Linked DNA regions of Mus musculus: region 2 is linked to region 1. The links are chromatin loops, found by intact Hi-C in ENCODE. Cell type or tissue: heart. All regions are shown on one strand. Each heading gives the region's core, and the rest is flanking DNA. Links, peaks and the distances in the headings are about the cores only.

What was found. A loop is a pair of places that touch in the nucleus more often than their neighbours do. Peaks named below come from ENCODE experiments on the same cell type or tissue, not always from the same donor. Only the 100,000 strongest peaks of a DNase experiment are listed, where the experiment ranks them.
Region 2: it touches region 1 in a loop (2.6-fold over the local background); 6 of 42 quality-filtered maps call a loop at or near these places.

Annotation. Positions count from the first base shown.
Region 1 is chr6:88,712,435-88,727,400 of GRCm38, forward strand. It overlaps Mgll (monoglyceride lipase), which reads left to right and starts at 11,978. Exons shown (of 8, transcript NM_011844.4): 1 at 11,978-12,137; 2 at 13,267-13,411. The coding sequence starts at 13,287. It overlaps Gm26588 (a long non-coding RNA gene), which reads right to left. Exons shown (of 5, transcript XR_377840.3): 2 at 14,097-14,966; 3 at 9,281-9,393; 4 at 7,142-7,235; 5 at 3,989-6,245. In heart, for the core only: CTCF peaks have their summits at 12,167 and 13,284; DNase peaks (open chromatin) are centred at 11,987, 13,417, 14,007 and 14,697; H3K4me3 peaks cover 1,488 bases; H3K27ac peaks cover 1,137 bases; H3K27me3 peaks cover 492 bases.
Region 2 is chr6:88,783,481-88,787,480 of GRCm38, forward strand. The region is part of intron 3 of Mgll (monoglyceride lipase); the gene reads left to right. Among named protein-coding and RNA genes, the nearest start is that of Gm26588, 43 kb to the left of the region's middle. In heart, for the core only: a CTCF peak has its summit at 1,647; DNase peaks (open chromatin) are centred at 1,421, 2,051, 2,679, 3,491 and 2 weaker places; H3K4me3 peaks cover 293 bases; H3K27ac peaks cover 3,732 bases.

The DNA of each region.
Region 1 (14,966 bases), core at 10,967-14,966:
GAGTTCCTGCCAGAGACAAAACCCAGTTTTACTGTCTGAACCCAATGGAAGGCATTACTTCACAGTCATAGAGAAAGATGTGTGTGTTGCTGTTGCTGGGGATGGTGGTGTGTGTGAACAAGGGGTTCTCTGTTCTGTGCAGTCATTCAGGGACCCAGATTGTTTGCATTGTCAATACCTTCTAAGAGTTTTCTACTCTTCATATGGTTAGAAGGCAAAAAGGGAGCGAAGAGAGAGGTGGGGGTGGTGTTTAGGTCAGGAGTAACACATGTATTTCCCACCATACTCCACCTCATAGACCCTCAAGCAGACTCTTGGAGGCCCTTTCATCACTATCTAGAGCCTTTGAGCTTCTTCTTCTAATCATTCATAAACATAAAGTGGATGTTAGGAGCCGTGAATACTGGAGGTTGTTGTTCCCAACCAACAGCACTTTGGTTCTTGTTCTCTGACCTCCCCCATACTCCTACGTGTCAACGCTTTATGTAGAATTGTGATCTGACATCACACTAAGACAGGTTCCAGCACTGATTCAGAGACACACTGGGGTACTCAGGACCCAGGGGAGTACAGTATGTGGATGTCTCTAGGAGGCCGTTGGGAACCCAAGTAAATACACCTTGGCTTTGAACTTGTTCTCCTTCACCCAAGCCTGGAGTATGCCAAGCACCAAACAAAATGGCAGACCCTATACAGTTCACTGGAGGCCTCGAAAGCCCTGCTCTGGCTGTCGGTGATGTGCTCCTCCACCAAAGATTTCTTGTAGGAGCCATTGCTCCATCCTCTATGTGCCCCTTCTACCGCTCTAGCTGAGCCAATTGGTTTTCATGTCCCTTTCCTCCTACAGATGTCAATCACTAGAGTAGAGTGAGTTCATCCTAGCACCTGGTGTAGTACTCTGCATAGGGCAGGTACTTAATGAATGAATGCTGAGTGAATGAATGACAGAATGAATAAGTACTGGCATCCACTGTCCAAGCTGTTCCTAGAACAATAGTTGGTTTCATTTGGGGGAGGGGGTTTACTGGGAATTGAACCAGGACTCAAGTATGCTGGCCAAGTCCACCCCCAGTCCTGGTTTCATTTGTAAGTCATCCTGTGGAGGACCCTTTTTGTGGAGCCCCTGGAAATTCTCCTCTCTCCACTTGTTACTTTCCTGTTTCCAGATCCTCAACTGCAGGGCACTCTCCTGTCCTCCTGCCCTGTGGTCCTGCATCCTTTGAGACTTCAATGTGCCAACTTCTGGGTTTGCCATAGTTCCTGCTCATTGCCTTTCTGCTGCTGACTGGTTCAAAGGGACTTCTCAGGTTCCTCCTACCATCTGCTCATCCTTTCTTCCCTACAGGCAGCTTTACCTAAGCTCCTGTGGTCTCCTTTTCTGCCGCTTGTAGCTGCCTATCTTCTGCCAAGGACTTTCACAGCAGCATTGACAGGGCAGGTAAGTAGGTTAAGCCACAGACATCAGCCCTGCATTATTTAGCCAAAGGAATTTGATGCTTGTTGACCACCTGTCACCCAGCAGAGGCTGGAAGATCAGGAACAGAAATGACAGATTGGGACCAGGACCTGGAATTCTTTGCTTTGCCTTGTCATGATGTTGATGAGCATCACACTCTGCTCAGGGAGAGTCTTTATACTTCCTGGGCTCTGGGTAGCTTTGACAGCTGTCCTTAGAACACACAACATGATGCTCACTTCTTGAGGGGAAATAGAGTTGCTCCCTCACCATCCTCAGAATCTTCCTTCCTCTTCAGATGAGCAACTCAGAGAATGCTTGGGTCACTTGTTCACAATGACAGAGCATTTTCATTCATCTTATGCATGCTTCAAGTCACATTGCACCTCCCATGTCACACAGCTAACATGTAACCTGTGCTGTGTCATTGGTTGGTGTACTGCATTGGTAGGAAACAGCGACAGGAAGTGATTTGTATATGTTCAGCATAGACAGACACAGTTCCCTCCAACACTGTTGGCCCAACGTTGGTTGAATTCTTGAATGGAGAGCCTGGGCACAGGGTTGACTGTGCAGTTTTCACTTTGCACGCTAAACAAACTAAAGAAAATAGAGATCCGTGTAAACCTCTTATGAATCTGAAGGCTATGACTCAGGCCTGTGGCAAGTGTGGGTGAAAACCCCAAGCCCCCCAGTTCCTGGTTTTTAGCCCATTTCCCCTATGAAATACTGAGAACCTGTTGGCAAGACAAGAGAACAATGTTAAGCAGCAGGCCAGGTGTGCGGGGAGGCCCCAGCTGCATCTGGCTCGAAGCTAAGTGCCCACGGATTAAGAACTTGCTTCAGTCTCAGACAAGTCTCCTCATCACTATGCCTCAGTTGCGTCACGAAGGACACCTTCATGTGCAAAGTTTTCCCTGAGGTCTGCTGGAGGATGCTCAAGACACAGGCATTGGGACACTGTCTAAGGGGCACTGGTTCTGGGGTACAGGCAAGGGCTACTGTTAGGAGAACTGCCAGTGTTCTGCAGAGAGCAGCCCCATCAATGGCACACAAAACACTTACTGCGAGTCAGTCATCCTAACAACACCATCTATCAGTTCATTATGTGTTCCGATAATCCTGTGAAGAATTCATTACCTATGTTTTGCTGATGAGGAGACTGAGGCATAGAGAGGCTAAGTAACTTAATATGACTAAGTTTGTAGGTCCAAGAGCCAACTTGGGTCCCAGGGACTGTGCCCTGTTTACCAGCATTCAGAAAACAAGACCTTCCTGACCCAAACCAGCCAAGAAAAAAAAACCCAGGAGTGGGAGTGTGAACAGCCACACGAGATTGCCTTGTGCTGGAAACCATAGGTTCAAATCCCATCACAGAAACAAACAAAAGGCAGACAGACAGACAGACAGATAGAAAAATAAAGATAAGGCATAGCACTCCCCAAATATCAGATAAAACAAAATGGCATTGTTGGGAGATGTTGTCAGTTTGCCCTCCCTGCTTAACCGTGCCTCAGCTCTTTCCACGGTCGGCCAGGCCTTCAGCGGACTTTCCCTGTCTAAACATATTCACCCTCATTTGCCTTCAAAGGCTACACTTTAGTGTTAAGTCAGAGGCTTTTTAAAAAAAAGATAAAGTAGAACCATACAGTGTGCACCCCACCACGTTTAGTTGCTAGAAGTCTATTTGTGGAGTATTTTTCAGTGTGTACAACTTCTCTTCGCTTCACTAACCCGGTTAGTCGGTGAAAGAATTTCTTCTTTGACGCTCAGTCTGAATCTCATTAGGGTGCCTGGGCCCAGCTACTAATTGCTGAATTCTGGACTTGCCAAAAGCATTTATGGACAGCAGCATGTGGGTAGGAACCTTCATTTCCCTCTCAGTAGATTCCTTTGTACTCAATGACCTTTCCCAAGAGACCTAGTCCTTGGCCTTAAATATAGAATTAGCAAAAATAGAATTTCTGAGGCCAGAAGGATTACTGGGAACCTTGGTCTCTAAAATTTATTTGTTTATTGATTTATTTGTGTGTATGTGTGTGTGTGTGTGTGTGTGTATGTCTGTGTGTGTATGTGTGTGTGTATGTCTCTGTGTGTGTGTATGTCTGTCTCTGTGTGTGTGTGTGTCTGTGTGTGTGTGTGTGTGTGTGTGTGTGTGTGTGTGTGTGAGAGAGAGAGAGAGAGAGAGAGCACACACATGCATTAGGCAGGGGACACATCTCTCACGGCACACAGGCAGAAGTTAGAGAAGAGAATCGTGGAGCTGGCTCCTTCCTGTATCACTTTCGGGTGGGTCCTGGGGATGGAGAGCAGCTTGTCAGCCTGTGCTTTTGCCTGCTGAGGCAATGGCTCCTGGCCTTGATTGAAGACTGACAGAAAACTGGAGCCTGGGGGTGAAGGGTTAGGCTGTGCGACGGTGTGGTTCTCAGAGTGTGCCTTATGTGTCAGAAACAATCAAATTTGTAGGATAGAATGTAATGTTTCAATCCACACACACGTTGTGTAGAGTTTAAATCATGTTAAACACAGCTATAGCTGCAAACCTTTATCAATTCTTTATTATGAAACGTGCAGGATATTTCCAGTGTTTTTAAGACACGCACCACACACATTGCTTGGAGTCACCCCACTCACTGTACTTCTTGTCGCTTTCTGATTCTAACAGCACCAGCTGGACAGCTCTCCCTGCCTCTCCACTGTGCCTACGAGCCTAATGGAGTTCTTTTCACCTCACCTACCCTGCAGTAGGCACTGTGCTTAGTACTCAGCCTGAGTGTTCCATTTCTTTCCACAAAACAGACCTTGTATAGGGACAGGAAGTGAGCCATGCACTTGATTGTGATCACGGAGTCCCAGGCCAGCAGAGCTAGGATCTTAGTCCTAGTGGCCAGGCTCTAGGGTCCAGTGGCTTCATTCTTCCCTGTGTTGCCTCTTCTTTGCAGAAGCCTGGAAAGGACTGTCTACACTTGCTTCCAATCACTTTGTAAGTCAATGCAAATTGATGTCTCTCCTTACTCATCTGTGAAGTGGGTTCTCTCCAACTTCGCAGTGATGCTGGCCCTAGTGTATAACTCTCAATGCTTTTTGTTTTGCTTCTGGGGAGTTTCAGGCTCTTTCTGGGAGCATGCAATGACTTTAGAATGTGAATCCTGCTCCTGTGACTCCTGTATCTATCACTTCTATATCACTCTTTCCCATTTTTTTTCTCTTTCTCACAGGAAGCGCCCCAGGACACATCGTCCTTCCAGATCACATTCCCTGTGTAAAGCCTGCTCATGACATCACTGCTCACAAATGGCAACTCCTAAACCTTCACCTCCACTCTGACCTACTGTATATCTCGTCCGGCCTTCCGGGTTGGCTTCCCCCAGAGAAACCAACAATGTTTTTCAGAAGCCCACATTGAACTTGACCCCTGCTTCCCAAGCCTCCTCCCTTCCTCCATGTAAGTGACTCAGGAAAGCACCACCCAGTCAAACAACCTGGAAATCCGAGTTGGATATTTTCAAGGGAACCTGGATGAGGGGTGGGAAGTAAGGAGAGGTACAAATGGCTTACAATGAGTGATGTGCTCTGTTTGGCATTTGTCTTTTAAAGGAAGGACCATGGAGGGAGCCAAGGCTCTCTAGCAGACAACAATCAATCCCCAGAGGCAGCTCTGACCTGTGACCTGCTGTCAATGCAAGAGAGAATCTAGCTAGGACTCAATAACTAGCATTACTGGGTGAGATGTCATGGTTGTTAGATATTGGTTAGCAATGCAAATATTGTAAATGTGCTCACGGGCCAAGTCCCCTGCTGACAGGAGCAGTGTCTGCACTGCCCAGCCACACCTCTGCTGCCATCCCTCAGTCAAGGGTGATGCCCTCTCAGCTCCAGGGACTGTTTCTGGGCTGACTTCAGTCTCAGAGCTCCAATTCCAGATGCACAAGCCTGCTGCCGCTCAAGCACCCCCTGTCCCAGCAGAAAGAGACACATCCTCTCACTGTCCTAGAGCAGAAAGTACCCTGTCCCATCAACATCTTATACCTCACATGCCCAGCAGAGGACATCTAGGTTTGCAATGTGTAATCAACATTGTCTAAAATTCAGATTAAAAATTTCATATGCCAAGGCTCTTTTTCTTGTGTCAAGTTTGACACTTGCAGTTTAGTGGAGCTAAGCCACAGGTACCACAGTCATAGTCTTGGCTAGGGGTTTCCCCTGCTTCAGGTGAGAAAGCAGGTCATTGAGGTGAAGAAACTTACCAGGAAGTGACCCAGCTGGCCAGCACTACTAGTTTCTGAGGCCCAAATTACTCAGCTTCATTTCACCTGACTTCACATGCCAAGTCTTACACCCGCTCTGTCGTTTTTCTCTAAGCACAACTTGTATTCCTGGTCTCCACTTTTCTTCCACCACAAAAGACTTATAATAGAGGTTTACACCAGTCGGGATCCTGAGGACTGTGAGAAGTCTAGTCACATTCACTGAAGTTTCTGTGGTAGAAGTGCTTGTGTTCTGGCTGCCTTCTAGTGTGTTCTTTCCCCTTCTTCACTGGGATTTCCAGCGTGACCAATGTCTTCAAGCCTCAGGGCATTGCAGGCCACATGAAAGCTCTTGAGTGGGTAGAAAGATGACACTTTTTCTCAAATTGTCCCCTCGCCAGGTCCTGGTAGTTACAGAAGAGCCTGCCACAGGCAATTTCTTGTTCGAGTTGGTTGCGTCTAGAGATCTAGAGATGTCCTGTTCTGGAGGTTTCTGTGTGCACAACACAGGCAAGGACTGCTAGTGACTTCCTTGCTGTGCTCTGTGAAGGAGAAAAGAATAAGGCCAGGTGTGGTGGCCCAAACCTTTAATCCCAGCACTCAGGAGGCAGAGGCAGGAGGATCTCTGTGAGTTTGAGGCCAGTCTGGTCTACAAAGTGAGTATAGGACAGCCAGGGTTACACAGAGAAACCCTGTCTCAAAAACAAAAACAAAACCAACCAAGGTGAAGGGAATATGCTTGCCTCCTCTTCCTGTTAAATATGAACACTATGGGCTATGTCTGCAAAGTGAACATATTTTATCCAAGCTGATAGAGGAAAATGGCAAAGGAGGGTCTGGAACCCTAGGACAGTGTTAAGTTGACTCAGCTTAGGGTTTGTTTTCTAAATCCCTTGGTGTCCAGGAATTCAGTAACCCAGAAATGTCAAAGCCATAGAGAAGAGCACAAAGGTTGGACAACAGTCATGGGGCTAAGGAAAGGAAAACCAAGAGACCTGGAGAAGGAAAGAGAGGGCAGGGCTTAAAGGATCTAAAAAAATAATGTTGGTTCTGAGTTCAAGGCCAGCCTGGTCTACAGAGTGAGTTTCAGGACAGCCAGGGCTACACAGAGAAACCATTTAATAATAATAATGTTGGTCATGTGAAAATGTTCTGAATTTGTCAAGAGACATAAACCTTGACTTCTTCAGATTAGAGAAGCTGAACAAGCATAAAATAAACCTAAAGAATCCACACCAAGACACATGGTGAAACTTCTGAAAACCAGACACAGAGAGCCATCTTGAAAGTACTAAGAGGGAAACGGCATCATCTGTGAGAATGGGAGAGGGCATCACTAGACACTATCATGGCCAGAAGAGGTAACAAAACATTTTAAAAATACGCAGGGGGGTGGGAAGAACTGTTATTCCACAGAGCCTATCTGCAGTGAGAATACCAGAATGAAAGGGGTCCCTGACGTCTTCTGCTGTGTGAGAAGACAACAATCCATGAGAATTTCTGCAGCTCACCAATCCTTTGCTGTTGATTCCCTGCACCAAAAATAAACAAATAAATAAAATTAAAATCAATAAATCCAAATGCAACTACATGTTGTATACAAGAAACGGTTTAAATATAATGATGGCACAAGTAGAAAACCCCAGGTCAGCCAACAAGCCATCAAATAAGTTAACAAGACCCAAGCTAACAAGTAGGTTAGGCAAGGTTACAAATTACAGGTCCAAGAAACAAAAACCAATTTTATCAGCATAGACTAGAAATTAATCTAAGTGCCCTGAAAGAGACAACACAAGACATTTATAATTACTTAAATAAAAGTATAAATCTAAAATATTTATGTTAAGACTTGTATGCTGTTAAAACTACTGCCCGGTGTTGAAAGAAAGAACTAGATAGACGTACCATTTTTGTAGTTTGTAAAACTTAACCTTGGAAATGTCAACGCTAAGCAAATTGACATCTATGTTTAATGTATTTCCTGTCAAAATCTCAGCAGGCCTTTTTAATTGGTATAGGTAACACTGATCAAAAAAATTATAGCAACAGGTGAAAGAACTAGAATAGTGGAACCAATCTTGTGAAATAAAAATTAAAGAATATCAGTATATAGAATTTATAGATAACTTTAACAATCTGGGACCATGGTATTGCCAGAGGCACAGAAGACCGATGGGATAGAATGGGGAGACAGAAACAGAAACACACAGAAAGATCAACAGAATTTTGAGAAAAAATGGAAGCAATTCATGGGGAAAAAAACCAAAACTTTTTCCCAGCTAAGGGAACACGAGCAAATGATGTATGTGGACTCCCCTCCCCACCCAAAAAAAGAACTCTGATCTAAATCTCAGACCTTAATCAAAATTAACTGTAAATGGGTTAAACATAAAATATACAACAATATAACTTTTAGCCGTCAACACAAGAGGATAGTCTCAAATGCAGGACTAAGCAAGCGCTTCTCTGACTTAACACCAAATATGTGATCCATTAAAGCAAACACTAAACATTTGTTTTTGACCCCAATTAAAGCTTTTGCTTTGCAAATGACCCTCTGAAGAGGCTGAAGACACAGACTATAAACCACGAGAAAACTTGCCAATCACATGTCTGACACAAGGCTCGTATCTGTAACGCATCCAGAACTCTCAGAACTCAACTGTTTAAGAACACACACTAAGAAGATGGTCAAAAGGCACAATGAGGCATTTCACTGGGAAATGGAGAAGACAGGCACGCAGAAAGGCATTCAACAGCATAAGCTATCGGGTAATGCAGATAAATCCACAAGACCCACAATAGAAGGGCTAAAAATAAAGATCAGGGAGGGGAGGGTGGAGAGATGGCTCAGCAGTTAAGAGGATACTCTTGCAGAAGACCCCAGTTTGGCTTCACTGCCACGTGGCAATTCACAACCACCCATATATAACCACAGTTCCAGGAGATCTAATGCCCCTTTCTGACCTACCTGGGTTCAAGTAGTGCATACCTGTGGTACACGTTACATAAACATTACATATACCCAGGCACACATATATAAATGTACAATAAAAATATATTAAGCATTATTTTTATGGCATTGACAGTGGAAATGTAAACAGATACAGCTGCTTTGGAAAACATTTGACAGCTGTTTAGAAAACTAAGCAAGCAATTTCCTTTTCCTTTCTTGTTCATTGGGGACAAGGTCTGGCTCTGCCAACAAGGCTGATCTTGAACCGAAGGTAATCCTGTTTTAACAGCCCTGTACGCTGGATTCTCTGTGCCTTGCCAGTGTTCATTGTGGCTTTATTCAGAATTAGCTGTAAACTAGAAACCACACTGTTCAGTACTGTGGTGCATCTAAGCTTGGAACACGGATAATCAAACACAGATTGTGTTCAATGGGAAAAGTACTAAAGGTTACAAGCAGTATCTATCTCATGATTCCATTTGCAAAAGAACCTGAGATGACAAAACTTTAGAAATAGAGAACAAAGCCAAGACTGCCAGAGGCTGTAGGGAAAGAGGAAAAGAATGGGAAGGAGATGTGCCTCTGAAGAGAGCTATGAGAGGTCTCAGTGGATGGAAATACCTTTTCTTGATTGTATAAATCCAATGTTATTCTGGGTATGGCGGCACTTAGGATGCAGACAGGTAAATATCTATGAGTTCCAAGCCATACGGTGCTAGAGAGTAGGACCCTGTCTCAAAAAAATAAAATAAAATAAAAAGTAAATCTAATAGCATTATGATATTGTTCTGTGTTTCTGAAAGAAGAAGTTGCCATTACAAGCAACTAGCTTAGTTTCTCTCTTCCTTTTCCGGGGACTTACTGTGATGGGTAAGGAAATCTCCATTTTGTGCTAGGCACCCATTCTAAATTCCTAAAAGATAAGCTTCAACAACTCTGACTCCTTGTCCCCCCTCCTCAAAACTGTAAAACTGCTGTGAGATAATTCACTTCCTACTCTGGCTTTTGTATCCCATGTATCGCTTTTGCCAGGGCATGGGACAGCTCCTTTAAGGTTGTCTACAGAGGGAGACAAACAGATCCACAGCTGCAAGGACTGAAAGCAGTTTCTCCCTCAGCTACACACTGCACACAAATGAGACGTTTACAGTGCTCACCTTTACAAACCCTTCCTCTACCACTCCTGTGTGGCATGGCCTAATTTGGCTTTTAGGCTGTCGACCTGCTAGCAGTAACTAATAAATTCATTTAATTATAATTTGGTTTAAACCTATGGTCTTTCCCCGGTGGATTTGAATGCTACTGTTGCTGAGGATGGCAGAGAGCTCATGGCCTCTAGGGATGGCTTATCTCATTCCCTGAAGAGCCAGACTACAGGAATCACACAAGGCTCTACTCTCTTAACTCTCTCTCTGATCAAGCGGGAGCAACTCTAGATTCAGGGGAGACTCTGTTGACAGCTCAAGGGACCGTTCTTCTCAAAACTCTCAAACCATTGAAAGTCACAAAACACCAGTGCTAGGAACATTCAAACCCGTGGCTTCAGGACCCTGCTACCCTTGCTCTCAGTAAACCACAGCTGAAGTGAATAGTAAGGATACTGTTAAGGCCCAGTCCAGCTTTGAGAACAGGCTCCCAGTCCTTCGCCTGAGCTTGCTTACCCTAATCCTGACCTGCCAGGAAATACAAAATCAACTCCAAGAAGTCATTTAGCCACTCCTTCTGTGTCCAAGCCCTGGAGACCTGCCTAAGGCAGAGGGTGAGCTAGGTCCTTCTGCATGGCCTGCAACCAATCTGTCTTTCAGAGACCCCTTTTACCATTCAAGTCAAGTTAGATTGCAGCCTCACCTTAGGTGGACACTACCACTGTGCTGCCCTGACAATGATACTATTCAACCCTGCTATTTTGCAAAGTGGTTGGCCAAGAAGAAAGCCCTGGAAAGCCTGAGGAGATGGGTGTGGGTTGGGGTCATCCTTCCTCTGCAGCTGTCACTCACAGGTGGCAGGCATAGGACACAGTGGACAGGCTGTAAATTTAGTGCTGGATTCCAGACTCCACAGCCACATAGGCAGCTGTGCTAGTGGGACCTGGATCCTGGGGCACCTAGGGGAAATGGTTTCATGCAGTGTGTGTGTGTGTGTGTGTGTGTGTGTTTGCTTGCAGTATGTCTGCTTCCTTCTCAGAGCTCTAAGCGCTTGTGCGTGAATGTCACGCATCTTTAGCTCTCTGGGTGTATATGGTGTGTTGTTTTTCTCTGTTGTGAACAAAAACATGGGGAAAGGAGCTACTTCTGCTGCTGAGGCGGAAAACTAAAGGGAAGCTGTGTCTGCTGAGATTAGCTGGCTGATTAAAGTTTCAGTACTATGGAGAGGTTGGAATGTTCCAGGTCCAGAGGCAAATTACTTTATTTTGGGCTAAGTTCGGGCCCTCAGGAACAGCCATTTCTTTCTTGCCCCTCTTTGTTAGAACTAACTTCTTGAGGCAATAGATGAACACTGTTTAACTATTGATTTAACACGATAGTTAGCTTCTACAAATCCAAAAGTTAGCAATGCTATCAGATAGCATTTTGAGCCTATAGGAACACTTTCCCATTTCACTGTTACCTGACTCTCTGTTGTACCCACCAATGTATTTTAAACTTGCCTTGATATACGGCTTTATCTGTTCTGTAAAACTATTTTAAAAACAAAACAAAACAAAACAAAAACCAAAAAAACCCAAAAAACTTCCCGAAACTGCTTTCACATAGGAACATGGAATTAGGGGTAACTTAAATCTGTGTTTCCAGCTCATGGTCATTCAAAATGGCTCCAGAATAATCTTTTCCCCTGTAAGATGAGAGCTGTGGTTTCTGCGCTGACACTCACTGTGTGTGTGGTGTGTTGTTTTTATCTGTGTGCATGGTGTCTAGGGCGTGTGCGTCCATGCTGTGTGTTTGTATTCATGTAGTAACTGTGACATTCACTTGTACCTCTGTGTGTAGTTTGTATCTGGGGAAGGGTCCTGAGGATGTGTCCTTGTGGGTGTGCCTACACCTGTGCTATCTGAATGTGGGTCTCGCACGTGTGCAACTGTAAACATGTGCATGCAGTTCTAGTGAGCGTGTTTCTGCTCCGGGGACCAGTGTGAGGGTCTGTGTTCTCGACTGTGCGCATGGGCTGGAAGGGCCCCATAATTCGGTTCAGTGCCCCGTGAAGGTCCCCCACGCGGCCAGGAAAAGCGCGAGGCAGGTCGGCGGGCGATGCCCCGCTCCTCCCCGGGGGCCGGGCACACGTGGGGCCCCGGCGCCGCCTCCCCGCGCGTCCCCACCCAGCGGGCCGCCCCCGCCGCCGAGCGGCTGGGGATAAAGTGGCGGCGCAGACGCCGCGCCCTATCGCTGCGCAGCCGGCCGCGCGCAGTAGTCTGGCTCTAGCCCGCCGCAGACCCGGACCCGCGTGGTGCTCGGGGAACGTGACAGCGGCGCTCGTGGCCCGGGTAACTGCCTCCCGCCCCTGCCTCAGGATAGGAGCCGCCGCCAGGGGTCCCCTGCGCGCGTGTGCGTGCGCACGAGTGTGCGCGCGTGTCAGCGTGTGCGCGTGAACGCGCCCCTCGCGCCCTCGCACCAACCCCCAAACAGACTTGTGCCCGTCAACTGCATCTTCCCAGACCGGTGTGGGAACAACGGCCAGGTCCACGTCCTGTGTGGCGTGCCGATGACAGCCGCGAGGTTTCCTTCCCTAAGCGGTCGCGGGCGGGCAAGAGGCAAAGTTTGTCGGAGAATCGGGGTGACTTTGCTCGGGGACCCGCATCTGCGCGAATGCGCGGTGCCGCGGAGCGCGTCTCGCAGCAGCTCCGGGCTGGGGACCGGCTGTCCCTCGCTCCCGGAACCCCTTCAGGGGTGTGTTCTGGAAAAGTGGCGACATGAGCTAGAGCTGGAGCAGCAGGAGGGAGCAACTCGCACCCCTGCAGCCCAGGCGGGGAGGGCGCGGACCCCGTGGTGCTGCCCTGCGGCCGCGATGAGGGAACAGCCCTCGTTTGCCTGGCGCTGATACTCGAGGCTGTGGCGGTAGTGGAATGCAAAAGCCAAGACTAATGGAAACAGGTTTGTCATGGCATCTTTGGCATTCAGAAGGGAAAAATCGCTTGGGGCGCGTCACCTACTTATTATGCCCCCTGAAACCCGCACAGTGGAGATTTTAGGAGAGATGGGTCCTTGCAGCTGGGGCTTTGTACCCACGGAACTGACTGTAATTTCCGCTTGATTACAGCTAAAATAGTCTTTAAGATGAAGTTTCCTGAGATGATTTAAAATAAACACAGATGGGAGGGGGGCTATACTGAGGCACTTTAAAAAAATAAAGTGAGCATTTTCTTAAGGACAAACAGGACTTTTCAATCTTGAAGGGGTTTGCAAGAGATGTATGTAATTTTAAAATATATATATCAAATTGGGGTTTGGTGGGGTTTTTTTTGTTTGTTTGTTTTGTTTTTTGTTTTTTGTTTTTTGTTTAATTGCCTAGAAAAGAAGCCACAGCCACAGTCCTGACTCAAAAAAGGCTTTCTTTCCTCCCATATGGACATAAGTGTATTTCTGACTTTAGAATATGTCCACCTTTCTTCCAAGGGCCTAAAGACCCCTGCAGGATGCCTGAGGCAAGTTCACCCAGGCGAACTCCACAGAATGTTCCCTACCAGGACCTGCCTCACCTGGTCAATGCAGACGGACAGTACCTCTTTTGTAGATACTGGAAGCCCAGTGGCACACCCAAGTAAGTCCTCTCCTCTTCGTCCTCCTTCATCGCACCTGCTCCTCCTCCTCCTCCGTCATCATGAGGGCCACCCTTTCCGTGACCTGCCTCTCATGTCACTGACACCCCTGGCACAGCGGTGTTAGCAAAGTTGTGAGCTATACTTTATGCTTTTCTTTAAAATGACGGCTCAAGAGTTCTCTTTTCACTACAACTAGGATAGGAGTCCACTGTCTGGCAGTTTTCAAAGATTCATATGACTTTTTTTTTTGTACCAGAATTGATTCCCTGTTGCAAGCATTTATTTAAAAGCAAACCCAACAATTTAAAAAAAAAAAAAAGCCAGCGAATGCATAAGAAAACTAAAATTATATGTGCGCGTATCTGTCTTTTTAACCTCTGCTGTGTGCTCCTGCTTAGTTCTGAGCTTCAGAGATGACACCCAGCTAGCTGGGAGGAGAGGGGCCTGGGGTCTCCTTCTGGTTTCTCGCCAGCTCAGTGACTTTCCTATCCAGGATCTGCCTTGCTGCTGGAGACAGACTGGGGCTGTGCCCAGCCCCGCAGCTGCTCCCCACCACCCTGTTCCTCTTGGGTGAAGCAGGAAAAGCCCGGCTTGTTTGTGATAATCAGGGAAGAGAGTAGCTGTAGCAACCTTGGCCTGGTGACTAGTCACTGTTTCCTGTTCCTTGTTTTGGGGAAAGCTTACCTGCTCCATGGGCCTCTTGTCTCCCAAGGGGTCCTGGTGGGTATGAACTGTGCTCCCACCGTGGCTCTGGGGTTACCCAGTTGTAGCTCTCTCAACAAGGTGGGTGCAATCCAGAGGGATTCCTATTAACAGTGCAGAAGGAGTGACTTTAATGCCCTAGCTTCTGTGCAGCTACACCAAGTTGTGTGTTTTCAAAGTGGGCAGTGGTGCATAGGCTGGTTGGTGATTGTTCCTGCCAGCTCTTGGAGGAGAGTGTGCCCGGGTGTGCAAGTGTGCAGGTGTGTGGTGCGTGGAGCATTGCTGTCCTCATTAATCATTAATTCCCCCAGAGCTAACCGCTACCAGCACTGAGCGCTCTTTATACTTTCTAACAAGTTGTTGTATAGTGAGCGGTTCAGTCACTCCAGGAGGGGACCAGGGACTGAAAGTCCACTGTTCATGTCCAGCCTCAGCCTTTGCAGGCTTTGTTGGTGGAGTAGTGACAGTGCCCCAGTTCACAGTAAAACACAGAGGGCCTGCAGTCTTCAGTGGGGGAAGGGAAGTAGTGGACTGGGCCAGGAATGGCCAAGTTGGCTGCCCTTGCCTAGGCTGTGGGTGGTTTTCACAATCTTCCCCCCCACAGAAGTTGCCATGCAGGCAGCTCCCAGCTCACTTGCCTTTGCTCCAGTTAGAGACAGCAAGCCAACGTCCTGGCTTCAGCTGAGCTGGCTTTCGGATGTCAGCATCTGCCTTGTGATGGATGCGATGGATGTAGGAGCAGGGCTGGAGAGTTGACCGCTACTGGGAGCAAGGATTTGGGGGTGGGGAAGTGCATTCAGAAAAAAAAAAAAAAAAAAAAAAGAAGGTTCCAGGCAGGAGGCATGAAGGAGA
Region 2 (4,000 bases), core at 1-4,000, 60 kb after region 1:
CTGAGACATCCAGCCTTGTGGACTGGATTCTTGGGCCTTCTGTTCATAAGCAGCCATTGTTGGAATTGCGGGACCACAGCCTGTACGCCATTCTAAAAAAATGTGTGTGTGTGTGTGTGTGTGTGTGTACACGTATGTATATATGGGATTTACTAGAGAGAGAATATGCTATAATTTCTGTTCCTCTAGAAAACCATGACAAATGCAAAAGCACAGAGAGACTAGACAAACTAGACTGCACAGTCACTCACTTAGACATCCACAGAGACAGACAGACATAAGACAAGCATTTAACCAAAAATTGCCAACTAGGATTCCCCAGTGTCTTGACTCCCACAGGAAGGCGCTGGGGAAGGGTCCCTGTCCATGTTCACTTCCAAACGAGAGACTAGCCCAGACAGAGATGTCAGAGAGGCCCATGAGGACTTGGTCAGTTTTGATGTTGGCAAACAGTGTTCATTCTGGGATTCTCTGGCCCTGGTGTGAGTTACCTGGACCAGGGATGTTTCAGGGATCACCGCTTCTGTAATAGTTCACCAAACCAGAGAGACTCAGAGTGAGGCTGGGCAACCCGTCGTCCCCCCCCCCCCCCCCCCCCCGTCCCCCATGCCCCAGTGGCAAAAATCTCATTCAGGCCTTCAGATGTTGTGTCCAGGCAGGACCCAAGAGTGTCACCTAAAAGTCCGACAGAGGAGAGTCCTTTATTTGCCAGTGGCCGAGAGCAGGCTCATGCAAGAAAGAACTCTCAACTCTGGAGAAGGGAAGGGAGGGTAGGGTTTCTAAAGCCAAAACCACAACTACATCACACCAGAGGCAGGCCAGGGACTGGAGTTTCAAAAGTTTCAGTTCAGTTGACTAAAATAATTTATTTTATGCAGTGGATCTTCCAGAACCTTCAAGTGCAGATGTATGAGAACGACCTGTTTAGCAGGATGTGTGCTTAGCAGGGACTAGGGAGCAGCTGGGCAAAATGTAAGATGGAATTAGCTAACACTTGGGCAAAATGGAGTCACTCAGGCCACCCCCTCAGATCTCCAGAGGAGTGCCTGCCCCATCAGACAGGAGGCCAAAACAAGAGGATCTTGAGCTCAGAGCTACCCTGCTTTAGTCTACAGAGTGAAACCCTATTTTGAAATAGAATTAAAAACAGGAAAGACATATATCTGGAGGCACTGTCCCCTGTGGGGCCCACTCCTGGAGCACTCCGCTCTCCCCTGGCTGTTGAGCTGGCTCAGCAGATCCACTGAGTATGTCCGCACGTGTGCCACTGCAGTTCCGCAGAGCTGGCTCCCCACCATGCACAGGCACAGTCTAAATTTAAGTCCCCTGCATCCTCGTTAGGTAACAAGGACCTGGACTGTGTCCTGCTTCTGTCTAAATCCTGAATGTGTTCCTACAGGCAGTCACAGAAGGTGGAGCATGTGTCTGCCCTCAGCCACCAAGCAGTGGGACAGAATGTGATCTTCTTGCACTACTGAGGAGGCGGAGGGAGGCTGGGGAGGTGAGAGGGGCAGCTTCCGAGGCCAGAGCTGGGAAAAAGTCCCACTGCTCCTGTTACCAGGCAAGGGCCTGGCTCTCTGTCCCTACTTCCTGTATGTGTGGGGGAGCTGTCTTCTGTGTGCAGCTGCCTCTGCAGAGTGGATCCACCAGGAGGCCTCTCCCCTTCTCATCCTCAGGGACGAGAATGCTCTTCAGGTCCTTAACAACTGAAGCCACAGGTTGGGCCCTGGCCATGAGCGCTATGCTCCTAGCTTTGCGGTCGCTGCCTGTGAAGGTTTAGCAGGACGTGGCTTTAGAGGGCCCTGAGCTCCTCAAAGGAACTTTGAAGAAGTATGATGGGGCTGTCTCTGTTTAAACACACCTTGAGGAGCCCACATAGTTGTGTGGGGTGCATTGCTGAATACTGGATAAAGGGATAGGGTGTTTGGTGAGCTGAGTCTTTCTGCCACCACAGGGCTCAAACTGCAGCACGGGACCAGGAAGGGACCAGCCCGTCAACAACTAAAAATAAATGGTTGGGCCTCTGCCAACACTCAGGAAAAGCGTAATGAGTGGAAGGCTGGAAAGAGGGGGCAGGGTGGTACCCAGCTGGTCCTCAAGTGGAACAGACTGGCATCTGGGCAGGCAGGGTGCTTCCTAGGCCTCTGTTGCTCATGTCACCAACTTGCCTGTAGCACGGTGGTAACACATGCTCAGAAGGCCTTCATAACGTTCTCTTGCTTTCTGCTCTGCAAATTGATGGGGGGGGAGGGGCAGGTGATGGAGATTGAGGCAGGATCAGCTCTCTGAGTACAACTGCATTCTTAGGGCCACATCTATTGCCCCTACTGTGGTAAGAGGACCCTAGCGTCATGAGTGACATCCTGGAGTGCCAAGAGCCCTTAGTGCCTGACTGGACTCCCAAGAGAGAGGCTATACGCATGGGAGAGGAGCTATATACACTCAAGGCCTTCAGAGAGCTTGACCCCAGGGGTCCCTGCCCAAGGTGTGATCGGGAAGGATATACAGGAACCATGGAAAGAACAGATTGGCATGAGCTGCCTCTCTGTCTTCTCAGTGTGAACACAGACGTGCTAAGACGTGCCTGTGGGAACGCAGCTTGCTAGCTCTGGCCTGAGGCAGTCAACTTAGAGGCAGCTGCTGTTGTCCTCAGGGGCTCTGCAGCTCCCATGTGGGCTCTGGCACCATAAAGGATGATGATACAGCAGAAGCCTGGAGAGACCTTCATCCCAGTGCCTACAAGAACCTCACCCTCAACACAGGCCAGCACCCCGTTGAATGCTCTTAGGAAACAGAGCCTGTGGGAGAAGTCAGCTGCCCAGTGGACTCAGCATAGCCTGGCAGTCAGTCACCAGCCTCCAGGGTGCCTCCCACACCCAGATGCTGTCTCGGTGTCAGTCAGCCTCAGAGCCACCTCCCGCTCTAGCCACACCACCGTGCTGGGAACAGAGACCAAGGCCTGCTGGTGGCTGACCTTCCAGGCACCCAGCTGTTTAATGACAGTTATTGGAGCTGACAGGGGTGGGAGGGTGGGGTATGTGCTCTCTGTATATGGTAAAGGTCAGACTTGTGAACCAAATCCCTGGGAGGGTAAAGTGGGGTCAGAGAAGGCCTGTGTTTAAGCAACTGTCCCCTGACTGGAAATTCCATCATGTGGTACAAGTAACATTGCCCACAAATCAGCCAGTGTTCATTCCTGCAGTATCCCTGTTCGGGAAGCATGCTCAGAGACATTAGAAAAACGTGTCCAAGGAGACACAGCCATAGTGTGGCAAAGCCAGATTCCCATCTCCACCCTGCTTCTCCTTGCTTAGGGCTAATGGAAGCTGCTCTGAGGCGCTGCAGGACTTGCCTCTGAGAACCGTGGCTTGGACACAGCTCTCAAGCAAGTGGCCCTAGGTTCCTGCGCCACGTGACAGGAGAATTCCAGGAATAGCTCATGACAGGCAGTCTGGTGGGGTGTGGTGCCAGCTCCCCATCTTCTGCCAAGGCTCCTCAGATGTTCCGACTCTCCAAGGTGGCACCTGAACCCAGCTAGGGGACAGAGTTGGTGCCCATCTCAAGGATGAAAAGATAGTCCTCTACCCAGGTCCTCAGCACCTGTTTCCCACGACAGTTACATCCCCTGTGCCCCAGAGGGGCCAGTTGTCTATTGACACTCAGCTGTCTGGTATCCGATGGGGCGACTTGGTGTTCCATCCCTGTGTTGGGCCTGACGCATTCTCCTGATAACTCTTCCATAGCACTGAGCAAACCAGGCAGGGCAGACGTGACTCCTGCCAGGGACTCTGCCTTGCATTCTGCTTTTTCCAGAGCCCATATTCCAGGCTGGCTGTGGCCTTCGGGCATGGCCAAGTGTCTAGGGCAAGGCCTGCCACCGTGATCTGCCGAGGTGATGAGCTTCTTGGTCCCCAGTAGAGAAGCGCAGAGCCCCTTAGCCCCGTTCTAGCAACTGCTTGTCTGTGCAGATTGGGAGAAGCAAAGGGTGTGTTTATTCAGT